Regions from separate parts of the Homo sapiens genome. Here region 2 is linked to region 1. Evidence: chromatin loops called from intact Hi-C (ENCODE). Cell type or tissue: IMR-90. All regions are shown on one strand.

Region 1 (2,500 bases):
CCGTGAGGTTATTTAGCTACTCAGAACTCTTTGTTGTAGTGGAGTGCAGTTACTGAATTTTTTTATTGGAACCTAGAGAACTCTCTCAGATTTGTAAAAAGCAAATCTTTAAGGTTTTATGAACATTTATTTTCCCTGGCCTTTTTTTTTTTTTTTTAAATCTGAAAGAGAAGAGAAAAGAAGTATTAAAGGAAGAATATTTGAGAATTTTTCTGAAATAAGCAAGGAAGTTCTCTTTCAATAAAGTTTGGCTTGTTGTAACTAAGTGTTAATGAGAGTCTTAGTCATCACTAACTTTTTTTTTTTTTGAGACGGAGTCTTGCTCTGTCATCCAGGCTGGAGTGCAGTGGCACGATCTCAGCTCATTGTAACCTCTACCTCCTGGGTTCAAGGGATTCTCTTGCCTCAGCCTCCCAAGTAGCTGGGACTATAGGCGCATGTCACCATATCTGGCTATTTTTTTCTATTTTTATTAGAGACTGGGTTTCATTGTGTTAGCCAGGATGGTCTCCATCTCCTGACCTCGTGATCCACCCGCCTCAGCCTCCCAAGGTGCTGGGATTACAGGCATGAGCCACCGCGCCTGGCCCCTCACTGACTTCTTAATTAAATGGACATCCAAAGAAAAACTGACAGGGAGATGGTGGGAGGTGGTGAACTTACATAAGAAATTTCAATACTTGGATGCTTTGACGTAGCTGAGAGCTGGCAGGGTTAAGAAATTAACAAAAAGATGGAAAGGAAATAAAGGCTATTTAACACAAAGGCATGTACAGAGACATCCTGGAGACACTTCCAAAGCCTTCTCTCCTTTTCCTTTAGTCTTTACTGTGGGAGTTACGTAACTTCTGCGTGTAGACGTAGTCCAGGTGTGAAACACTCTATTTTCTATGAATAGAACAGAGTGTAAGAACTAACAAGGATCCAAACTTTTTGCTGCACTCTCTTCAGATCCTACTTAGCTCCATGATTTAAGGTCTGATCCAGCACCACAGTTTTGGGACCTGTGTTCTTTCCTTATTCCTTGAGGCCTCATGTTGCCCTGGAGGGGGCGATGTGACACAATAGAAAGAAAATGGGCTCTAGCGCTTTAGCATCGTCATGGTCAACTCCGCAGATTCCTAGCTTTGCAACTTCAGGCCAAGTTACCTGACCACTTAGACTTTAGTTTCCTCTCTACTTCTAACACCCCTAATCCTGAAAATCTCCTCAAGCTCAGCACGGTCTTGTCTTCTCACCTACTTTTAAAAAGAGCAATAGTCTCCAAAGTGGGAGGTATGTAAAATGATCCTCTAGGCAGGGTGTTACAAGAAAATATGAGCAATCAAGTTTTACCAGTATTTGACCCATAGGTTGACACTTTACTTCATCTGTGTGTCTGATGATGTCTGTCACGTACGGTAAGCTAGGGAACCCCACCGCCTGGAGGGGCTGATACTGTGATCCTCCTTATTTACCTGCTTATATTGTTTTAGCACATGTTTTAGTTCACCTCTGCTGGGTTTAGTGGTCTTTCAGATCATATTACCTGATTTGAATAAAATGAACTTTGCTAAATAGACAGATGGCTCACAAAGATTCCTGCAAAGAAAATGCAGATTGAAGTTTCAGAGTCAGCAGAAGATTGAAGTAATAATACAAATACACGTGAACAGCCAGAAAGAAACAGAGTGGATACTTCTATTTATATTATGAACTTGTCAGTCAAATGCATAATATAAAAACAATGGTGATCTCATCAGATTGATGAAAAAGCAGTAATAAAAAATAGCTTAGAATTACTAAAAATACTATTTAAAATATGGACTTATATACACTGTTGAGTACATTGTACCTGAAGGTATTTACTAATGATATTATGGGCTAATCTTATAAATTGAGATATTTAAAAACTAAATATTCAGAATATAAAGACAGACTTATTGATGTTTTTCAGTGATTGTCAGTCATAATCCAGTACCTTAAAATTTTATTAAGGTTAATAATACATTTTTAGAAGTTCCTTTTGAGGTTTAGGAATAAAAGACAAAAAGTCATAAACTCTTGTTCTTCTTGTTTGGTAACAGTGGCTGAAATGATATATAGATAAATAATTTGAGTTTGGTGTAAAACTGAAAAGTATCCTGTATTAGCAACTGTTGTTGAGATACTGGTAGAACACGTTGCTGAAGATTTTGAAATGATGGCTATTGTACCAAATTTTAGAGTTCATGGGAGTTCATGTATATTTGGATAAAAGTACAGAGCTTATGGTATTTGGTATACTCTGTTTCAATAATAAAATATATGGAAATATATGGAGAACTGTGCTCCCCACCCCCGCTAAAACACTCAGGATAAGACTTACCAGAGAATTTACTAAAAGTAGATGATCTAAAATGTTATAAAGAAATAGTACATATAAAGCATAAAGAATAATATATTGTTCAACCATTGTGGAAGATGGTGTGGGGATTCCTCGAGGATCTAGAACCAGAAATAACGTTTGACCCAGCAATCC
Region 2 (2,500 bases), 140 kb after region 1:
AGATTGATCAAGGGTTAAATCTAATAAAGCCAAATAATGGCATTTACAGTTAGTATCCTTCATTACACAGTCACATAGTGTGCTGCAATTCTGTGGATCCTTTTGTGCAGTTACTGTCTCATTGGAGTTCACTGGGCTCTTCTTTCTTACCTACCATTGATTACCGAAAATCATTCCTATTGAATTTTTAACTGGATTGATTTTCTTGTACAGTTGTTGTTTTTCCTGCGGTTTCTCATTGCTTTCTTCTTCTTGGGAAAAAAGATGTCTCCCACCCCTACACAGTGTTCCATAGCACAGTTTATCTGTTCCCCATAATGCAATTTTTTTTTTTGTTAAATCTGTTAACCTTTTTCCCTTTTGGGTCGTGTTTTTCCTTGCCTGCCTCTCAACATTATAGTGGTTTTCTCCTTACTTTTTTCTTTAGGTTTTAAAGATGGCCCTTTCACATATGTCTTTAATTCATTTGGAATGGATTTTTGTGTGTGATGTGATGTAGAATATCCAGTTCTCTTCCCCAGCCGCTCGCTTTCTGCATTTGAATAATAACTTGTCTCAGGGTCATTCATTAGATAATTCAACATTTCCCCACTGACTACAATGCCACCATTGTCAAAAATGAAGTTTCCAAATACGCACAGGCTGGCTTCTGGTTTCTTTATTCTGCTCCTTTGGTCAAATTGTCCATCCCTATGCCAATATCTCACTGTCTTAATTACCATAAGGAACTAAGTAATCTACTTTTTCTGGAGTGTCTTGTCTATTATTAGCTCTTTGCTCTTTCATATAAAGTTTAGACTCATCTTATTGAGTTCCTCATAACATTTTGTTGAGATTTTTGATCAGAGATTCACTGAATCTAAAGATCAAATTGGGGAGAATTGACATCCTTCTGGTATTAAAGCTTTCATTCCATGAATGTGTCTTTGCATTTATTTAAATATCTTTTTATACCTTTAAGTAAAGTTTTATAATTGTTCCCCAGGAAAGTCTTTATATATTAGGTTAACTCTCATGTCACTTGACATTTGTAATTGCTGTTACAAAAAGTATCAGTAGTGTCCTTTTTCCTACAGCTATTTAAGATATACTTTACATGCAATAAAATACACCTACTTTAAGTGTACAATTCGATGTGTTTTGGTAAGCGTATGCTGTTATGCAAATGGAATATTTTCTGAATTATATTTCTTAACAGTTTGTTACTAGTGTATGGAAATGCAAATAGTTTTTGTATTTTAGTCCACTGTCTATGTAGTTATCTTGCTTAAATTGTTCGTTAATTCTGGTACCTTATACTCAGATTCTTTTGAATTTTCTATAAATAATTATATAATCGGCAAATAATGACTGCTTTGTGTCTTCCCTTCTGTACCTTATACTTTTGAAAATTAATCATACTTTTTGCAGGGCTAGCAGCATACTATGCTGGCTAGCCCCTCCGGTGCAATACTGAATAGAAGTGGTTTAGAAGGCATTTTTGTGTTATTACTAATCCCACAGAGAATGCTTTCAGCATTCATTTAGTATGTTATTTGATGTAGGTTTTGTAGAAACTATTTATCGGGTTTAAGAGGTTCCCTTTTATTTCTAGTTTGCTAGAAATAAAAATGCTTTCTTTTTGTCATGAATGGATGCTGAATTTTATCAAAGAGTTTTTCTGTATTGAGATGATTATATGATTTTCTCTATTGATGATCAAAGACTTTTTCTTTATTCTGTTATTGTAGTGAATTACATTAATTGTTTTTTAGCATCATCTTTACCTTCCCAGAATAAATCTGAGTTGGCCATTGTTTGAATACACTGCTAGGTTTTGTTTGCTAATATTTTGTTTAGATTTTGGCTATGTTTTTGAGTGAAACTGGCCTGTAACTTCCCTAGATTTGGGGGTTATTTTTATTTTGTTGTTTTTATCACCCAGTGTGTGATTCTTGCAAAATGGGGGAGCATTCTCTCTTTTCATATTTTTGGAAGAGCTTGTTCAAGATTTGGAAGGGTTATTTTCTTTGTAAATTTTTTATGAAACTCACTAATGGAGCCATCTAAGCCTGAAGATTTCTTTGTGGGAAGATTTTTAACTGGTAATTCCATTTTTAAAAAACAATTAGACTATTTTTATTGTTTATTTATTTTTGAAGTTACCTTGGAGTATTTTGTATTGGTAGGAATTTATTAATTTTCTCTCAATTTTAAAGGTTATTGATACAACGTTCATAATATTTTATTGTCTTTGTAAGTCCACAGTATGTGTGCTAATGGGCCTTTTTTATTTCCACTCTCGTGTATTTATGGCATTTTTTCTTTCTCTTTTTTTTTTGAGACAGAGTCTCAGTCTGTCGCCAGGCTGGAGTGCAGTGGCAATCTCAGCTCACTGCAACCTCCCCCTCCCGGGTTCAAGTGATTCTTCTGCCTCAGCCTCCTGAGTAGCTGGGACTACAGGCATGCGCTAGCACGCCCAGCTAATTTTTGTAATTTTGGTAGAGACGGGGTTTCACCA

Evidence for each region. A loop is a pair of places that touch in the nucleus more often than their neighbours do. Peaks named below come from ENCODE experiments on the same cell type or tissue, not always from the same donor. Only the 100,000 strongest peaks of a DNase experiment are listed, where the experiment ranks them.
Region 2: a loop joins it to region 1, with 7 times the contacts of the local background. A loop is called at or near these places in 4 of 110 quality-filtered maps.

The regions. Positions count from the first base shown.
Region 1 is chr2:25,663,434-25,665,933 of GRCh38, reverse strand. The region is part of intron 1 of DTNB (dystrobrevin beta); the gene reads left to right. Among named protein-coding and RNA genes, the nearest start is that of DTNB, 8.9 kb to the left of the region's middle. In IMR-90, a CTCF peak has its summit at 1,051 (motif pointing right); a DNase peak (open chromatin) is centred at 1,053.
Region 2 is chr2:25,527,340-25,529,839 of GRCh38, reverse strand. The region is part of intron 9 of DTNB (dystrobrevin beta); the gene reads left to right. Among named protein-coding and RNA genes, the nearest start is that of DTNB-AS1, 110 kb to the right of the region's middle. In IMR-90, no CTCF peak of the experiment used is centred here; a DNase peak (open chromatin) is centred at 1,479.